Linked DNA regions of Homo sapiens: region 2 is linked to region 1. Evidence: read pairs that join two places in POLR2A ChIA-PET (ENCODE). Cell type or tissue: MCF 10A. All regions are shown on one strand. Links, peaks and the distances in the headings refer to the core of each region. The heading gives the core; the rest is flanking DNA.

The links. ChIA-PET counts read pairs that join two places held together with the same protein. Peaks named below come from ENCODE experiments on the same cell type or tissue, not always from the same donor. Only the 100,000 strongest peaks of a DNase experiment are listed, where the experiment ranks them.
Region 2: POLR2A ChIA-PET joins it to region 1 with 5 read pairs; 9 of 35 experiments call an interaction of 5 or more read pairs at or near these places.

Annotation. Positions count from the first base shown.
Region 1 is chr7:44,849,085-44,859,584 of GRCh38, reverse strand. H2AZ2-DT (H2AZ2 divergent transcript) reads right to left here. Exons shown (of 2, transcript NR_187581.1): 2 at 10,020-10,126. Among named protein-coding and RNA genes, the nearest start is that of H2AZ2-DT, 5.9 kb to the right of the region's middle. In MCF 10A, for the core only: no CTCF peak of the experiment used is centred there; a DNase peak (open chromatin) is centred at 5,984.
Region 2 is chr7:44,936,997-44,947,496 of GRCh38, reverse strand. No RefSeq gene overlaps it. Among named protein-coding and RNA genes, the nearest start is that of MYO1G, 37 kb to the left of the region's middle. In MCF 10A, for the core only: no CTCF peak of the experiment used is centred there; no DNase peak of the experiment used is centred there.

The DNA.
Region 1 (10,500 bases), core at 4,798-7,297:
TCGGTTTATGAGCCCTTACTAAGTTGCAAAGTGTTGAGAGCAATACTTGCAAACAGGAAGACATTAGACTTGATCCCTAGCAGGGAAAGCTTGAAAAAATAATGATAAATCACTCTGAAATACCTTGGCTTATGGAAAAAATCTTGTAATGCAACTTTTTTTTTTTTTTTTTTTTGAGACAGGTCTTACTCTGTCACCAGGCAGGGGTGCAGTGGCACGATCTTGGCTCACTGCAGCCTCAACCTCCTAGGCTCAGGTGATTTTCCCACCTCAGCCTCCAGGGTAGCTGGGACTATAGGCAGGGACCACCACCACACCCAGCTAACTTTTTGTATTTATTGTAGAGATGGGGTTTCGCTATGTTGCCCAGGCTGGTCTTGAACTCCTGGGTTCAAGCAATCCTCCCACCTCAGCCTCTCGAAGCAATGAACTTCCATTTTTAATTGGATAAATGTATATTCTGGCCAGGCGTGGTGGTTCATGCCTGTAATCCCCGCACTTTGGGAGGCTGAGGCTGGCAGATCACGTGAGGTCAGGAATTTGAGACAGCCTGGCTAACATGGCGAAACCTCGTCTCTCCTAAAAGTACAAAAATTATCTGGGTGTGGTGGCGCATGCCTGTAATCCCAGCTACTCTGGAGGCTGAGGGAGGAGAATCACTTGACCCTGAGAGGCAGAGGTTGCAATGAGCTGAAATGGCAGCCACTGCACTACAGCCTGGGTGACAGAGTAAGACTCTGTCTCAAAAAAAAACAAAAAACAAAACAAAAAAAACCCATTATATTCTGTACTGGAATGGAGTGAAATTGAGAGGGCTTACTATTTTGTAGCATATAAATTTGATGAAACAGGCTGGGTGGGGTGGCTCACGCCTGTAATCCCAGCACTTTGGGAGGCCAAGGCGGGCGGATCACTTGAGGTCAGGAGTTTGAGACCAGCCTGGCCAACATGGCAAAACCCCGTCTCTACTAAAAATACAAAAAAATTAGCTAGGCATGGTGGCGGGTACCTGTAGTTCCAGTTACTCAGGAGGCTGAGGCAGGAGAATCGCTTGAACATGGGAGGCAGGGGTTGCAGTGAACTAAGATCCTGCCACTGTACTCCAGCCTGGGCGACACAGTGAGACTCTGGCTCAAAAAAAAAAAGGAAAAAAATATATACAAGTTACATTTCTGCAAGAGAAAAAAAAAGTTTCATTTTCCATTTGTGCATTGCTAGTGGATAAAATAGGTAATGCATGCACATTGTACAAATTCTAGTGACCCAAGTTTTTTTTAAAGAAACAATTTTCTTGTAAAAACATTTGTTGCCAATTTACTTTAAATTTACTTCAACATACCCAGTTGAAAATGGGGCAAAATAAATGAGAATATAAAATAAAGTAAAAGAGGCCATGAGATATTATTGTAGCTGAGTGATGCCAGGTTCACTGCACTATTTGTTTTACTTTCATATGAGCTTAAAGTTTTTGATAAGAGAAAGTTTAAAAACAAAACAAAACAAAATCATATGCTGTATCAGTCAACATTCATTCAGGTTCCAGAAAATACAATGTTTTTTTGTTTTGATACAGGGTCTCACTCTGTCGCTCAGGCTGGTCTCAAACTCCTGGGCTCAAGGGATCCTCCTACCACCAACTCCGCCTCCCTAAGTGCTGGAATTACACACATGAGCCACTGTGCCCAGCCCATCACTTATCTGAACAGAGACAATATAAGATATCATTAACTGGGTATAATATTGTTAACTACTAGGGCCAGGCGCGGTGGCTCACACCTGTAATCCCAGCACTTTGGGAAGCCAAGGCGGGTGGATCATGAGGTCAGCAGTTCGAGACCAGCCTGGCCAACATGGTGAAACCCCGTCTCTACCACAAATACAAAAATTAGCTGGGCGTGGTGGTGGGCGCCTGTAATCCCAGCCACTGGGGAGGCTGAGGCAGAAGAATCATTTGAACCCAGGAAGCAGAGGTTGCAGTCAGCCGAGATCTCGCCATTACACTCCAGCCTTGGTGACAGGGTGAGACTCTGTCTCAAAAAAAAAAAAAAAAAAAAAAAAAAATATATATATATATATATATATATATATATATAACTATATATACTATATATAACTACATATATGATCATATATCTATAGTTAACTACTAAAGGGTAAAAAGAGAACTCTAAGGTGTCATGGAGGTAGCAACTAGCAGCTACCTTGAAAAAATCAAAGGGAAAATCTTAGAAACCTAGAGAAAGGGACCTCTAGAGCTGCAACTCAAACCTCTGAGGAAGGAGCCGGCTGGTGCTGGTGAGGGGGTTAGAGACAATTAGGCTGGCTTTTCAAGAGTTGGAAAAACTGAGTCAGCTGCTGCTACCTAACGAACTGCTCCAGCCAGAGTGAAGTCCTGAATAAGTGACACTCAGAGAAACAGAAAGCGGACTGGAGGGCGCCTTCAGTCTTTCCATTTCCCTCTAGTTCCCCCTATTGGCAAAGCCTAGCAGGGAAGCAAAGGCAAAGCAGAAGTGTGTTTTGCAGAGTCCCAGGCATCACAGCTGAGTATAGAAGGGTGGGTGCATCCTGATTGACCTCATTTAGAACTGGCCAGGCTTGGGCCAGGCTCACTGGCTCACGCTTGTAATCCCAGCACTTTGGTAGGCTGAGGCGGGCGGATCACAAGGTCAGGAGATCGAGACCATCCTGGCTAACACGGTGAAACCCTGTCTCTACTAAAAATACAAAAAAAAAAAGTCGCCGGGTGTGGTGGCGGGCACCTGTAGTCCCAGCTACTCCGGAGGCTGAGGCAGGAGAATGGCGTGAACCCGGAAGGCGGAGCTTGCAGTGAACCGAGATGGCGCCACTGCACTCCCGCCTGGGTGACAGAACGAGACTCCGTCTCAAAAAAAAAAAAAAAAGAAAGAAAAATTGGGCAGGTTCTGGCTCATGTGAGTAGCTGCCTTGCCACTGCAATCTGCCCTAAACCTTTCCAGGAATTTTTACAAAATAATAGTAATAATAATAATACAGTCATGTGCCACATAGGGCATTTATTTGTGGCCCCATAGGATTACAATGAAATTGAAAAATTCCTATTGCCTAGTGACATCATAACCATCTTAGCCATTATAACCTCTTAGTGCCAGGCATTACCCACGTTTCTGGTGATGCTTGTGTAAACAAACCTACTGGCTGCCAGTTGTATAAAAGTATAGCACTTGCAATTATGTACAATATATAATTGCTAATGATAATAAAAAACTATGTTACTGATACTTTTTTTTTTTTTTGAGACAGAATCTTGCTCTGTGGCCCAGGATAGAGTGCAGTAGTGTTATCTCGGCTCACTGCAACCTCCACCTCCCAGGTCCAAGCGATTCTCCTGCCTCAGCCTCTTGAGTAGCTGGAATTATAGACGTGTGCCACCATGCCAGCTAATTTTTGTATTTTTAGAGAGACAGTGTTTCACCATGTTGGGCAGCTGGTCTCGAACTCCTGGCCTCAGGTGTCTGCCAGCCTCGGCCTCCCAAAGTGCTGGGATTGCAGGCATAAGCCACCGCGCCCAGTAGTTACTGGTACTTTTTATCAATATTTTATTTATTTTTATTTTTTATTTTTTGAGACAGAGTCTCGCTCTGTCGCCCAGGCTGGAGTGCAGTGGCTCGATCTCAGCTCACTGCAACCTCCGCCCCAGGTTCAAGCGATTCTCCTGTCTCAGCTCCCCCGAGTAGTTGGGACTACAGGTATCTGCCACCACGCCCGGCTAATTTTTGTATTTTTAGTAGAGACGGGGTTTCACTATGTTGGCCAAGCTGGTCTCAAGCTCCTGACCCCAAGTGATCCGCCCACCTCGGCATCCCAAAGTGCTGGGATTACAGGCGTGAGCCACCACGCCTGGCCCTTTATCATTATTTTAGAGTGTACTCCTTCTACTCATAAAAAAAGAACTGTAAAACAGTCTCAGGCAGGTCCTTCAGGAGGGATCCACAAGAAGGCATTGTTATCACAGGACATGACAGCTCCATATGTGTTAATGCCCTTGAAGACATTCCAGTGTGACAAGATGTGGAGCTGGAAGACAGTGATATTGATGATCCTCACCCTGTATAGACCAAGGCTAATATGTGTGTTTGTTTCTTCATTTTTAACATACAAGTTTTTAAAAGTGAAAAAACAATTTTTTTTAATTAAAAATAGACCAGGTGCCATGGCTCACGGGTCTGTAATCCCAGCACTCTGGGTGGCCAAGAGGGGAAGGATCACTTAAGTCCAGGAGTTGGAGACCAGCCTGGGCAACATGGTGAAACCCCGTCTCTACAAAAAATACAAAAATTTGCCGGGCCTGGTGATCTGTGCCCATAGTCCCAGCTACTCAGGAGCCTGAGGTGAGAGAATCACTTGAGCCCAGGAAGCGAAGATTGCAGTGAGCTGAGATTGCGCCATTGCACTGCAGCCTGGGTGGCAGAGTAAAATCCCTTCTCAATAAAAAGCAAAAAGCTTACAGAATATGGATATGAAGAAATAAAACATTTTGTGCAGTCATACAAGGTATTTGTGTTTTAAGCTAAGTGTTTTACAAAAACTCAAAAAAATTTTTTAATGTAAAGGTTTATAAAGTTAAAAAGTTATGGTAAGCTAAGGTTAACTTATTATTGAAGAAAAATATTTTTATAAATTTAGAGGAGCCTATGCACACTGTTCATAGTCTCCAGTACTATACAGTATAAAGTCCTAGGCCTTCACATTCATTCACCACCCACTCACTGAATCATTCAAAGCAACTTCCAGTCCTGCAAGCTCCATTTATGGTAAGTGCCCTATACAAGTGTACTATTTTGTATCTTTTTTGGGGTTTTTGTTTGTTGGTTTGTTTTTTGAGACAGAGTTTCGCTCTTGTTGCTCAGGCTGGAGTGCAATGGCACGATCTCGGCTCACTGCGACCTCTGCCTCCCAGGTTCAAGCGATTCTCCTGCCTCAGCCTCCCCAGTAGCTGGGATTACAGGCATGTGCCACCACACCCAGCTAATTTTTGTATTTTTAGTAAAGATGGGGTTTCACCATGTTGGCCAGGCTAATCACGAACTACTGACCTCAGGTGATCTGCCCACCTCAGCTTCCCAAAGTGTTGGGATTATAGGCATGAGCCACCCCAGCCCAGCCTTGTATCTTTTATACTGTATTTTTACTGTTCCTTTTCTATGTTTAGGTATACAAATACTTACCATTATGTTACAGTAGTATTCAGCACTAGTAACATGCTGTACAGATTTGTAGCCTAGGAACAACAGGCTATGCCATATAGCTAGGTGTCTAGTAGGCTATATATACCATCTAGGTTTGTGTAAGTACACTCTATAATGTGAGCATGATGATGAAATTTCCTAATGACACATTTCTCAGAAGGTATCCCCATCAGTAAGCAATGCATGACTGTACTTTAAAAAGGAGAATTTGGCTATCCTTTACAAAAGTAGCCAAAAGAGGCCGGGCGCGGTGGCTCACGCCTGTAATCCCAGCACTTTGGGAGGCCAAGGCGGGTGGATCACGAGGTCAGGATATCGAGACCATCCTGGCTAACACGGTGAAACCCCGTCTCTACTAAAAATACAAAAAAAAATTAGCTGGGCGTGGTAGCGGGGGCCTGTAGTCCCAGCTACTCGGGAGGCTGAGGCAGGAGAATGGCGTGAACCTCGGAGGCGGAGCTTGCAGTGAGCCGAGATCGCGCCACTGCACTCCAGCCTGGGCGACAGAGCGAGACTCCGTCTCAAAAAAAAAAAAAAAGGAATAGCCAAAAGAAAATTTCTGTCTCTTACAGTCTTTGTGATATTTTGAAGAGCACTGCAGCATTAAAATGGAATTTAAAAGTGAACACAGGGATAAAAAGCTCCTGCAATCTATGTATAGTAATCTTTAAGTCTGAAGTCTCTAAATGCTAACACACTTCACTGTATCAGCAACACCTCTGCAGAGGTGAAACTGATGACTAAGGGCAAGGATGGGAGGAGTTTGTGTGTCTGTGTGTATGAGTCTTGCTCTCACTCAGGCTGGAAGGCAGTGGCACAATCACAGCTCATTGCATCCTTAAATTCCTGGGCTCAAGTGATCCTTCTCCCTCAGCCTCCTGAGTAGCTGGGACTACATGTGCACGCCACCATGCCTGGCTTATTTTCTTAATTTTTTTATTTTTTGAGACGGAGTCTTGCTGTGTCGCCCAGGCTGGAGTGCAGTGGCGCAATCTCGGCTCACTGCAGGCTCCGCCTCCCGGGTTCATGCCATTCTCCTGCCTCAGCCTCCCGAGTAGCTGGGACTACAGGCGCCCGCCACTACGCCCGGCTAATATTTTGTATTTTTAGTAGAGACGGGGTTTCACCGCGTTAGCCAGGATGGTCTCGATCTCCTGACCTCGTGATCTGCCTGCTTCGGCCTCCCAAAGTGCTGGGATTACAGGCGTGAGCCACCGCGCCCGGCTTATTTTTTTTATTTTTCACAGAGATGTGGGTCTCACTATGTCACCCACACTGGTCTCGAACTCCTGGGCTCAAGCGATCCTCCTGCCTTAACCTCTAAAGTGCTGAGATTACAGGCATGAGCCACTGCACCAGGGGAGTCTTTTCACTGTATACCCTTTGTACATTTTGAAATTTTGTACGTGTGAATATCTTGCCTACTCAAAAATTGACTACATTTTTGCAGAGAAAAGTCATTGTCTTAGTTCAGGTTTCCCAGGAAACAAATGGGATTTGCTTTCAAGAGGTAATAGTATGGAATGCTCTTGGGGACATTACTAGGAGAAAATAGAGGAAGTAGGATTACGCAGAAGTTGAACTTCAATGCAGTTAGATCAAGTCAAAACTAATCACACAAGAAACTCTGGAGCTGGAATGGCCCTTCAGAATTGTCTCAAATTAAGGCAAAAGAGCTAGGCACTATATCCTACATCCACCAGTCACTGGAGGTAGGCCCCCTAAAAAGGAGTGTAAACTTGGGCGATACAGCTTCCTTTGGCCAAGTCCAATTCCTGGGTAGAGATCCCTGAGTAATGATCAGTCAACACTTCCAGGAGCTAAATAAGTGCTCCAGTTTTTTTGTTTTTGTTTTTTTGAGACAGAGTCTTGCTCTGTTGCCCAGGCTGGAGTGCAGTGGCGTCATCTCGGCTCATTGCAACTTCCACCTCCTGGGTTCAAGTGATTCTCCTGCCTCAGCCTCCCAGAGTAGCTGGGACTACAAGCGCATGCCACTACACCCAGCTAATTTTTGTTTTAGTAGAGATGGGGTTTCACCATGTTGGCCAAGCTGGTCTGGAACTCCTGACCTCAGGTGATCTGCCCACCTCAGCCTCCCAAAGTTCTGAGATTACAGGGATGAGCTACCACACCTGGCCAAGTGCTCCAGTTTTATAAGGAATACGTGGGCTCTGGACTGTGCACTGCAGCATATACTATACCAGTGGTTCTTAAATTTCAGTATGCACCAGAATCCCCTGGAGCGCTTGTAGGTCCCACCCTCAGTGTCAGATTCAGCAGGTCTGGGGTGGTGGTGAGAATACATTTCTAACAAGTTCCAAGTGATGCTGATGCTGGTGGTCTAAGGATCACACTTTGAGAACAATTATACTATATATTACTGGGTTAAATCCAGCAACATTGAATAATTTTTTTTTTAGAGATACAGTCTGGTTCTGTTGCCTGTCTGGTGAGCAGTGACACAATCATACATAGCTCACTGCAGCCTTGAACTCGTGGGCTCAAGTTCTCTACCCACCTCAGCCTCTCAACTAGCTGGGATCACAGGCATGTGCCACACACTCAGCTAATTTTTTTCTTTTAATTTTTGTAGAAGTGGAGTCTTGCCATGTTGCCCAGGCTGGTCTCAAACTCCTGCCCTGGTGACTCATGCCTTGGCCTCCCAAAGCTTTAGGATTACAGGCATGAGCTACCATCCCCAGCCCAAAGTTGAATAATTTGTCAATGTTTGTAGTTTATCATTTATAGATGCTAATACATAACATTTTCTGGTTAGACTGGTGTTCTTCATGAGCTCATCTTTGCCTTTTTTGTTACCCTAGTTCACTAGAAACTAAATTTTACTAACACACTTGGTTTATAAAACTGTTAGTAGGCAGACTTTTTTCTGGCATCTGTGTTTACAGTGATGATATAATTTAGTGATGATATATAAATCAGTGAAAGGATTACTATTATCTACAATGAGAACCAGTCTTTTTCAACCTAACTCCACTTTCATCAAAATCTGAATCAATGACATGAAGGCTGAGGGGTAGAGAGTGGTGAGAAAATGATTTTCCTGTTAAGGAAGGAAGTTAACATTTATTGGATATTATGTGCTAGGTACAGTGCTAGGTGCTTTCTCATACATTATTGGACACTTCTTTCAGCCCCCCTTCACAAGGGCAACTCTTCTTTTTTTTTTTTTTTTTGAGATGGAGTGGAGTCTTGCTCTGTCGCCCAGGCTGAAGTGCAGTGGCGCAATCTTAGCTCACTGCAGCCTCCGCTTCCCAGGCTCTCCTGGGCCCAGGTGATTTTCCTGCGTCAGCCTCCTGAGTAGCTGGGAATAACAGGCATGCGCCACCACGCCTGGCTAATTTTTGCATTTTTAGTAGAGACAGGGTTTTGCCATGTTGGCCAGGCTGGTCTCGAACTCCTGACCTCAGATGATCCACCCACCTTGGCCTCCCAAATTGCTGGGATTACAGGAGTGAGCCACCACGCCCAGCCTGCATGCTCTTTGTGGACCACCCACACCAGCTAAACTACATTCCCTGTTTCTCTCTTAAAGCACCCTGTTCTTTTCCTTCAGCACACTTGAACTTATTATAATTCACATATGGTATTTGTTTATTTCTTTAACATCTGACTCCCGCTGCAGAGGACCACAAGGGCAAGGACAATGTCTATTTTGCTAATCACCAAATCCTCAGTACCTAGCACAGTGCCTGCAAACAGTAGGCACTGAGTGATTTGTTAAAGGAATAACTCACAGGCTTATGCCTTGGTAGATTGGTAATGCCATCCACTGAGGCCAGAAACACAGAGGAGCAGGAATTAACAATGGCTATTTTTACTGAAGTAACTCCACTCTTCTACCTAGTTTTGAGGCTTCTATTAATCTGGGCACATTGCTCCATTCCTTCCTATTTCACTGGACACCCTTCCTCACACTTGTCTGTACCTTCATCCGTATTTTTCCAAATTCTTACTTAGAAGCTCACCCTCTTCCTCTTCTTGAATTTAAGTTACCTTTTTTTAAAGACTCACTTCCCCAAAGTTGCTTCTCCTGATTCAAACTTTGGAACAGCTATCATCAGCCTGGATATAAATTTCTAAAGTGCCAGCCTGGGAAAATCCTATGACAACAGAATCTCCACTAAGGCAGAAACTTGTTTTTTTCACTATTAACTCACCAACACCAAGAACACATTCTAGCACAGTCAATGCATCATACTGTGAAAAGAATGAAAGAATTTAAAGCTGGAATGAGTTGGAACAAATGTGAGCTGGTATCTTGGTTATCTACAGGCTATGCGGTCTCAGGCAAATGACTAAGTTCACCTAAGCCCATTTCTTCAGTTATGAAATGAAGCTGGCTCTCCCAGAAAGCTCATATTGTCCAGACTGTAATAGAGATGATCATGATAGGGTGATGGGCCTTTTTTAATTGTGGAAACAGGCCAGGCGCGGTGGCTCACGCCTGTAATCCCAGCACTTTAGGAGGCTGAGGCGAGAGGATCACTTGAGGTCAGGAGTTCAAGACCAGCCTGGCCAACATGGTGAAACCCTATTTCTACTAAAAATACAAAAACTAGCGGGGAATGGTGGTGGGAGCCTTTAGTCCCAGCTACCCAGGAGGCTGAGGCAGGAGAATCGCTTGAACTCAGGAGGCGGAGGTTGCAGTGAGCCCAGATCACACCACTGCACTCCATCCAGCCTGGGCAACAGAGTGAGACTTCATCTCAAAAAGTAAATAAATAAATAAATTGTGTTAACACTGTGGAAGAAAAACGATCGCTGGAGAGCCTGTGCACTCACATACATCCTTTAATTTTTACAACAGCTTCCGGGGGAAGGCGATTCCACTTTAGAGCTTTTCTTCCTTTCTAGCTGGGAGTTATCCTCCAAATTTTAACCTAATGATGTAAGCAAAATAAACACACTGAAGAGGTTGAGAAAAGAAAAACGGCTCACAACAGTCTGAGCTCTGTGAGGTCTGCAAAATGTATTAGGCCTAGAGGGACATGAGTATGGGACTTCGGTTATGCCCACCCTCTGCCCCCACATACACACATACCCAATCCCATGCATACCCAATTGTTTAAAGTCATTTCATTCCTGACTATCGGCCTCATCCATTACCTTTTTTTTTATTATTATTTTTTAGACAGGGTATATTCTGTCTCCCAAGCTGGAGTGCAGTGGTGCGATCATGACTCACTGCAGCCTCGACCTCCTGGGCTCAAGAGATCCTCCTGTCTCAGTCTTGACAGTAGGTGAGGCTACAGGT
Region 2 (10,500 bases), core at 3,321-5,820, 89 kb before region 1:
GAAACCCGTCCCTACTAAAAATACAAAAATTGGCCTGGTGTGGTAGCGGGCACCTGTAATCCCAGCTACTCAGGAGGCTGAGGCAGGAGAATCACTTGAACCTGGGAGGTGGAGATTGCAGTGAGCCAAGATTGTACCACTGCACTCCAGCCTGGGTGACACAGCAAGACTCCATCTCAAAAAATAAATAAATAAAAATAAAATAAAATGGGCGAAACCTATATAAGCCTGTAAGATACAAGGCTAAGTATGAATAAATGGAAGACATTTGTCCCTTGTTCTTGGACAGAAAAGTCAGTATCATTATGATGTCAGTTTTCTCTAAGCAAATTTACAGATTTAACACAATTCCAATAAAAACACCAATTATGAATATAAACAAGTTATTTATTTATTTATTTATTTTTGAGACAGAGTCTTCCTCTGTTACCAGGCTGGAGTGCAGTGGCATGATCTTGGCTCACTGTAACCTCCGCCTCCCGGGTTCAAGCCATTCTCCTGCCTCAGCCTCCCAAGTAGCTGGGATTACAGGCACCCACCACCACGCCCAGCTAATTTTTGTATTTTTAGTAAAGACAGGATTTCACCATGTTGGCCAGATGGTCTCGATCTCCTGACCTTGTGATCCACCTGCCTCGGCCTCCCAAAGTGCTGGGATTACAGGTGTGAGCCACCGTGCCCGGCCCCGAATATAAACAAGTTATTTTAAAGTTCATATAGAAAAATTAGAAGGAAACAATAGCCAGGAAACCACTGAAAAAGAGAAGCTACAAGAGCCAGCTAGCCACACCAAACATTAAAACATGCTACAAAGGCCTTTAAAATGAAGAGTATGGTACTAGAATGATTACCAGTGGAATAGAAAAGAAAGTAGAGAGCCGGGCGCGGTGGCTCATGCCTGTAATCCCAGCACTTTGGGAGGCCAAGGCGGGTAGATCACTTGATGCTTGGAGTTTGAGACCAGCCTGGCCAACATGGTGAAACTCTCTTCTCTACTAAAAATACCAAGATTAGCTGGGTGTGGTGGCGCGCACCTATGGTCCCAGCTACTCAGGAGGCTGAGACAGGAGAATCACTTGAACCCAGGAGGCAGAGGTTGTAGTGAGCAGAGGTTGCACCACTGCACTCCAGCCTGGGTGACAGAGTGAGACTCTGTCTTGAAAAAAAAGAAAGTACAGGAACAGACCCAAATTCACATGAAAATTTAGTACCTGATCATAATGGTGTCTCAAACTGCTGGATCAAAAACTTTTTCCTCCATCATCTTATTATGAACATTCTCAAACACACAGAAAAGTTGAAAAGACTTATATTTTATATTCTACTTGCCTTATCACATATGTATCCATTTATCCTCTCTACTAGCCATCTTGCTTTTGTTTTCTGGGGCATTTCAAATTAAGTTGCAGGCAACAGTATACTTCCCGTATTCAGATACTTCTGTTTGCACATTATTAACTGAAGTTTGTTATTTGTTTGTGGCTCTTGTTTTTCTTTTGAGGTACAATTTACATATAACATAGTACACAAATTTTAAGTGTACCATTTGATTATGTTTTTTCCCCACTTTTTATTTGATGACAAGTGTGTATACTTTTGTAACCTAACCCCTAGCAAGGGGGTTAGAGAGCATTCCCAAACCAAACGTGCCTGCCCCTTCACCAGGCAACCACTGTTCTATTTTTTTTTCCACCATAGATTGATTATTTTTGGCCATTCTAGATGCCACACATATGGAATCACACATTAAGTACTCTTTTCTGAGGTTTCTTTCATTCAGCATATTTCTGAGGTTAAGCATGTTTATAAGTTGTTTATTCATATTTCTTGCTGAGTGATATTTCACTATAGGGATGAACCACAGAGTGTTTATCTATTCTCTGGCTACATGAACTGCTTCCAGTGTTTGGTGATTATGAATAAAGCTGCTATGAAAATTCTCATTTTAATTAAACTTTTTATTTTGAGATAAAAGGAGATTCCCAATCAGTTGTAAGAAATAATACAGCAATCTCTTGTACACTTTGCCCAGTTTCCCCCAAGGGTAACATTTGCAAAAATATAGTCTAACATCATGACCAGTATATCCATATGGATAGAATCCATTGATCATATTCAGATTTTCCTCATTTTATTTCTGCATTGTGTGCGTGTGTCTGTGTGTGTGTTAAGTTCTATACGATTTTATCACCTGTATAAGTCCATGTATTCATCATCATGGTCAAGATACCGAAAAGTTCCCTCACCATAAAGATCCCTCGTGTTGCCCATTTATATGCACATCCACCTCCCTCCCACCCCCATTCCTCCTCCCAGTCCCTATTCGCTGGAAACCACTAATCTGTATCCCATATCCTGTAGGGGCTATGATTGCCTGGAGAGGGCAACAGGAGCTGTTCTTGTGGAAATGGACATTCTGTACCTTGACTGCGTCACTATAGTGTCCTGGTGTGATGCTGTACTCTCACTCTGCAAGATGTTAACCATTGGGCTGGGCGTGGTGGCTCACGCCCCAGCACTTTGGGAATGCCAAAGCGGGTGGATCACTTGAGGTCAGGAATTCCAGACCAGCCTGGCCAACATAGTGAAACCCTGTCTCTACTAAAAATACAACAATTAGCCAGATGTGTTGACATGCACCTGTAATCCCAGCGACTCGGGAGGATGAGGCACAAGAGTCGCTTGAACCTGGGAGGTGGAGGTTGCAGTGAGCAAAGATCATGCCACTGCACTCCAGCCTGGGTGACAGAGTGAGACTCCATCTCAAAAAGTAAAAAGTTACCAATGCCAGAAATAGAGTAAAGGGGACATAGGATCTCTCTGTGTTATTTCTTACAATTACATGTGAATCTACAATTATTTCAAAATAAAAAGTTTAATTTAAAAAATTCTTTTTGAGACAGGGTCTCGCTCTGTCACCGAGGCTAGAGTGCAGTGGCATGATGGGCTCAAGCAATCCTTCCACCCCTGCCTCTCGAGTAGCTGGGACTGGGACCACAGGCACGCGTCACCATGCCTGGCTAATTTTTAAATATTTTTGTAGAGGTGGGGTCTCCCTATGTTGCCCAGGCTGGTCTCAACCTTCTAGGGTCAAACAATTCTCCCACCTTGGCCTCCCAAATTGCTAGGATTACAGACATGAGCCACTATGCCCACCCTTAATTTAAAAATTTAAAAGGAGGGCTAGGAATCGTGGCTCAGGCCTGTAATCCCAGTACTTTAGGAAGCCAAGGCGGGAGGATAACTTGAGCCCAGGAGTTCAAGACCAGCTTGGGCAACACAGGGAGATCCTGCCTCTACAAAAAATTTAAAAATTAGCCAGGTGTGGTGGTGCATGCCTGTGGTCCCAGCTACTCAGGAGTCTGAGGTGGGAGGATTGTTTGAGCCCAGGAGGTTGAGGCTGCAGTAAGTTGTGATCACACCACTGCACTCCAGCCTGGGCAACAGAGTGAGACCCTGTCTCAAAAAAAAAAAAAGAAAAAATTAGGTGAAAATAAGACCAACAATCTGATAGAAAAATGAGCAAAAGCTATAAACAGACAATTCACACATACATAAAAAGACATAAATATGTGAAAAGATGTTCAATGTCACTCAAAATTAAATAACTGCAAATGAAAACTACATTCACACATCAGATTAAAAATTGTAAAAATATGACAGCACACTCTGTTGGTGAGGCTGTTGGGAAAGAAGCACTCTCATATGTTGGTGGTGAGAATACAATTTTTTTTTTTTTTTTTTTAGCAAGATCTTGCTCTGTCACTCAGGCTGGAGTGTAGTGGTGGGACCATAGCTCATGGCAGCCTCAAACACCTGGACTGAAGCAACCTTCCAGCCTCAGCCTTGGAAAGTACTGAGATTACAGGAATGAGCTACAGTGGCAAGCTGATATTTTGTTAATAGATTTTCTGTTTTAAGTTTATAGAAAAATTGAACAGGTAGTACAGATTTCCCATGTATTCCCTCTCCCTACTACACATATGGCTTCCTATTGTTAACATCTTGCATTAGTGTGCTACATTTGTTACAACTGATAAACCAATATTGATACATTATTGACTAAAGTTCACAATTTACCTTAAGGTTCACTCTTTGTGTTGTATGGTTCTATGGGTTTTAACAAATACATAATGTCATGTACCTACCATTACAGTGTCATACAGAATAGTTTGACTTCCCTAAAAATCCCTTTTACTCCACCTATTCATCCCTCCCCTCTTCTTTCCAAACCCCTAGCAACCACTGACTAATCTTTTTACTATGTCCATAATTTTACCTTTTCCAGAATGTCATATTGTTGGAATAATACAATATGTAGCCTTTTCAGACTGGTTTCTTTCAATTACCAAAATGCATTTAAGTTTCCTCCATGTCTTTTCATGGCTTTGTGTTATTTCTTATAATTACATGTGAATCTACAATTATTTCAAAATAAAAAGTTAGCCGAGCACGGTGGCTCACGCCTGTAATCCCAGCACTTTGGGAGGCCGAGGTGGGCAGATCACGAGGTCAGGAGATTGAGACCATCCTGGCTAACACGGTGAAACCCCATCTCTACTAAAAATACAAAAAATTAGCCGGACGTGGTAGCAGGCGCCTGTAGTCCCAGCTACTCAGGAGGCTGAGGCAGGAGAATGGCGTGAACCCGGGAGGCAGAGCTTGCAGTGAGCCAAGATCGCACCACTGCACTCCAGCCTGAGTGACAGAGCAAGACTCTGCCTCAAAAAAACAAAAACAAAAATAAATAAAAATAAAAAAATAAAAAGTTAAAAAAAAATTTTGAGACAGGTTCTTGCTCTGTCACCCAGGCTGGAGTGTAGTGGCGTGATCACCCAGGTTCTTGGGTGATCAAGAGCTTGATCATGGATCTTGATTAAGAGCCATGGCTTGGTGGCTCTTCTTTTTCTTTAATTGTTGAATAATGTTTCATTTTATGGCTGTATCGCAGTTTGTTTATTCATTCACCTGCTGAAGAATAACTTGGTTACTTGCAGGCTTTGGCAACTATGAATAAAGCTGCCATGAGCATTTGTGTGCAGGTTTTTTGTGTCTGGACATAGTTTTCAATTCATTTGGGTAAATACCGAGGAACGCAATTGCTGAAACATATGGTAAGAATATGTTTAGATTTTAAAGAAACTGCCAAACTGTCTTCCATGTGGCTGTCCCCATTTCACATTCCCACTAGCAATGAATGAGAGTTATTGATGCTACACATCCTCGCCATCATTTGGTATTGTCAGTGTTTTGGATTTTGCCCATTTTAACAGGGGTGAAGTGGTATATCATTGCTGTTTCAATTTGCATCTCCTTAATGGTATATCATGTTAAGCATCTTTTCATATGCTTACTTGACATCTGTATATCTTCTTGGTGAGGTGTCCTGATCTTTTGCCTTTTTTTTTTTTGAGACAGAGTTTTGCTCTTGTTGCCCAGGCTGGAGTGCAATGGCGGGATCTCGGCTCACCGCAACCTCCGCCTCCCAGGTTCAAGTGATTCTCCTGCTCGGCCTCCTGAGTAGCTGGGATTACAGGCATGCACCACCATACCCGGCTAATTTTGTATTTTTAGTAGAGATGGATTTTCTCCATGTTGGTCAGGCTGGTCTCAAACTCCCGACCTCAGGTAATCCGCCGGCCTCGGCGTCCCAAAGTGCTGGGATTACAGGCGTGAGTCACCGTGCCCAGCCTATTATGTTATATTTCTATATTATATTTTATTTCTATAGAAGTTCTTTCTATATTTTGGATACAAGCCTTCTATCAAATATGTGTTTTGCAAATATTTTCTCCCAGTGTGTTGCTTGTCTTTTCATTCTCTTAATAATGTCTTTCACACAGCAAATATTTTTAGTTTTAATGAAGTCCAGCTTATTAATTATTTCTTCCATGGTTCATACTTTTGGTGTTATATCTAAAGAATCATTACCATACCTAAAGTCATATAGGTTTTCTCCCATGTTATCATCTAGGAGTTTTATAGTTTTGTGTTTTATATTTAGGTCTATGATTCATTTTGAGTTCATTTTTGTGAAAAGTATAAGATATCTGTCTATCTGTCTAGATTCTTTTTTTTTTTTTGGCATATGAATGTCCAATTGTTCTAACACCATTTGTTTTTGTTTGTTTGTTTGTTTGTTTTTTGAAACAGAGTCTCACTCTGTCACCCAGGCTGGAGTGCAGTGGCACAATCTTGGCTCACTGCAACCTCAGCCTCCCAGTTTCAAGTGGTTCTCCTACCTTAGCCTCTTGCTGGGATTACAAGTGCTCGCCACCACGCCCAGCTAATTTTTACATTTTTAGTAGAGACAGAGTTTTGCTATGTTGGCCAGTCTGGTCTCAAACTCCTGACCTCAAGGGACCCCCCTGCCTCGGCCTCCCAAAGTGCTGGGATTACAGGGGTGAGCCACCGTGCCCCAACACCAGTTGTTTAAAAGACCATCTTTGCTCCATTATATTGTCTTTGCTCCTGTGTCAAAGATCAGTTGACTATATTTGTGTGGGTCTATTTCTGGGCTCTATATTCTGTTCCATTGATCTATTGTCTATTCTTTCACCAATACTTTAGCTTTATAGTAAGTCTCTTTTTTTTGAGACAGTCTTGCTGTGTCACCCAGGCTGGAGTATGGTGGCACGATCTTGGCTCACTGCAACCTCTGCCTCCCAGGTTCAAGCGATTCTTCTGCCTCAGCCTCCAGAGTAACTGAGATTACAGGCATCTGCCACCACGCCCAGCTAATCTTTTGTATTTTTAGTAGATACAGAGTTTCACCATGTTGGCCAGGCTGGTCTCGAACTCCTGACCTCAGGTGATCCATCTGCCTTGGCCTCCCAAAGTGCCACCGCACTTTACAGGCATGAGCACAGGATTACAGGATTACAGGCATGAGCCACTGCGCCCCACCTAGCTTTATAGTAAGTCTTGAAGTCAGGTAGTATCGGTTTTCTGACTGTGCTCATCTTTTTCAATACTGTGTTGGCTATCCTGGGTCTTTTGCCTTTCTGCATAAAGTTTATAATTTGTTTATATCTAAAAAGTAACTTGCTGGGATTTTGATTTGGATTTCATTAAATATATAGATCTAATTGGGAAGGACTGACATCCTGACAATAGTGACTCTTTCTGTCCATGAACATGGGGTATCTCTCCATTTATCTAGTTCTTTGATTTCTTTCATCAGAGTTATATGGTTTTTCTCATATAGAACTTGTACATATTTCTTAGATTTATACCTATTTCCCCTCCCCCCCCCCTTTTTTTTGGTGCTAATATGAATGCTGTCTTTTTAATTTAAAATTTCAGGCCAAGTGCAGTGGCTCACACCTGTAATCCCAGTGCTTTGGAAGGCCTAGTTGGGATGCTTGCTTGAGGCCAGGAGTTCAAGATCAGCCTGGGCAAATAGCGAGACCCTGTCTCTACAGAAAAAATTAAAACTTAGTTGGGCATGGTGGCATCCACCTGTAGTCCTAGCTACTTGGGAGACTGAGGGGAGGACTGGTTGAGCCAGGGAGTTTGAGGTGACAGTGAGCTATGATCACACCACTGCATTCCAGCCTGGGCAACAACAAAGTAAGACCCTGTCTCTTAAAAAATTCAATTGTTCATTACTGGTATATAACAAAGCAATTTGACTTTTATAGATTAACCTGGTATCCTACAACCTTGCTATAATTGTTTATTAGCTTCAGGAGGTTTTGTTTTTGTTTTTGTTATTCACTACATAGACAATCATGCCATCTTTAAAAAGTTTTATCTCTTTTTTAGTTTTTATTATTTATTTATTTTGAGATGGAGTCTTGCTCTGTTGCCCAGGCTGGAGTGCAGTGGCACAATCTCAGCTCACTACAACCTCCACCTGCCAGGTTTAGGCGATCCTCCCACCTCAGCCTCTGGAGTAGCTGAGATTACAGGCGCCCGCCACCACGCCTGGCTCATTTTTGTGTTTTTAATAGAGATGGGGTTTCACCATGTTGGCCAGGCTGGTCTTGAACTCCTCACCTCAGGTGATCTGCTCACCTTGGCCTCCCAAATTGCTGGGATTACAGGCGTGAGCCATTGCACCCGGCCTTATTTCTTTTTTAAAAAGTCATCCTGGCTGGGCACGGTGGCTCATGCCTGTAATTCCCAGGACTTTGAGAGGCTGAGGTGGATGGATCACGAGATCAGGAGTTCAAGACCAGCCTGGCCAACATAGTGAAACCCCATCTCTACTAAAAATACAAAAAAAAATTAGCAGGGCATGGTGGTGGGCACCTGTGGTCCCAGCTACTTGGGAGACTTAGGCAGGAGAATCGCTTGAATCCGCGAGCCAGAGGTTGTGGTGAGCTGGGATCACACCACTGCACTCCAGCCTGGGTGACACAGCAAGACGCTCAAAAAAAAAAAGTCACCCTGTATACCTTTTGTTTTCTTTCCTTATCTTATTGCATTAGCCAGGTTGCCCAGTACAATGTTGAAAAAGAGTGGTGAGAGGGAACATCCTTGCTTTGTTCCTGATCTTAGTGGGAAAGCTTCAAGTTCCTCATCATTAAATATGGACAATACTCATTTCTATTTCTGCCATCCATTGGGTCTACAGATATCATTAAGTTTAAAACGTGACACAAACCACAGCTTGTGTTGATTAATTCCCCTGAACATTACACATTTCTTATATACTAGATTCTTTCCAACAAATGCATTGTATTTTTAAATTTTGTGTCTTCAAAAGGTCAAATTGATCTTTCTATTTCTTTTGTCACATGAATGTACATGCACAAATATATACGTGCAACATGTATATATGATCATATAGACATATATAGCAACATAGATACAGATGTTACATACATATAACCAGTTTAGCTGAAGAGCTCTAGCTCATCGGCCCCTAATGCAGAGTTTCTGGCAAGTAACTAAGTATGTCTATTCCTGACATCTATGAACAATTTGGGAAATTACCGAAGGTGGGTTTGCAGAACACTGGGCCCACTACAGCACCACCTTCCTCAACCTCCACCTGCTCCTCTCTGATTTGTGGTCCACAGAGGTTTCTCTGGGTCTTTGCTCATTCCCCTTTCCCCAGAGCACAGCTGTCTTGCAAGCACCTCTGGAAACACCTAGGAGAGAGAGTCACAGCCCATTTCTGTGGACATGCCCCAGGGTCACCTTTCTTCAATGGGTCCCACTTTGTGACGTGGCTCAGATTCAGGAGTGGAGAAAGAAGTCTCCAGTTTCCATTTTAGTAACTCAGAGCAGGGTAAGAGGTTTTGTTTTTACAGTGTAGATAAGACCCTGGTAGGCTGCCCAACTCACTCAGTCCTAGGATTGATACCATAATTATTTTAGTCATTGTTCTAATGGCTTCTAATAATGCTTTTATTGGTACAATACCTGCTAAGAAATTTATAGCAGATGGTATCATTAGGTAATGGGAACACACATATCTATAAGTCATGGCCATTGCTTTTTGGTCATTTTCACTAATCCAGACAATTAAGAAAATCCACTTTTATACTTATTCAGAGGTCCCCACTTCTGCTCCCACTGCCGTTCAGCTCAGACTTGTGTCTTGGAGAAGAGTTAATGTGCATGTGTCTGTGAGGGGTGATATGCCATCTCATCCCCTCTATCTTTTTTCCAATGTCTTACCCCCTCAGGGTCTCTCATCCACCTGGGGCCCAGCAATGTTGTGGCTGAAGAGGGGATGATTCTGGTTCCTGCCCAGTTGTGCCCCATCTGTCACTGACGCTGTTAGAGGGTGGGAGATGCAGCAGTCTCAGCTGGCAGGGGGCTTGCTATGTGACCATGCACAGTTTTATTTGGGGGGCTGACCTCTCTCATGTGGAGGACGCCCTTCACCAGAATAGAGCAGCCACGGCCCATGGGCCCCTTGAGACGTGTGTGCCTCCACCTCTTTTCTGTTTGGGGAGCCCTTTGCTCAGCCTGGAGGCCCTCCATGGGGCAGCAGGTCCTCTGCTCCACTGGCTACACCCTATGCTCCATCATTTTAGGCCAGAGAAACACCAGGGCCTCTCCTGTGCCCAGTGAGAAATGCAAGACTCAAATCGGAGTAAGTCCTTGTCTCTAGGGAACAGTACTTCCCATTCTCTTTGCACTCTGCCTCGATTCTTACCCTGCTCCTGCCTTCAGAAGTCTCCAGATGATCAATGCCTGTAAGTCTCACCCTCCTGACTTCATGGGACAGGTGTGCAGGGGAGGGCTGGGAGAAGGGCATTATTCTCAAGCTTCTAGAAAGTCTTTTCTTTGACTCTACTCTCACAGGAGCCTTCTTATAGAATGTAGTTACAAATCTCAAATCGATTTTGGAATTTCTAAAATATGGAGACAGCCTGGAGTATTGACATGGCATTCATGAATGTGCTGGGGAGACTGCCAAGCACCAGCCCAGAGAAAACAGCCTTCAGAATTTCAACTTATTTTGTCACATGTAATTTTATAACACAACCACAAAGTTTCCTTGGCTATTCAAAGAATCAATTCAGTAATTTTTTTTTA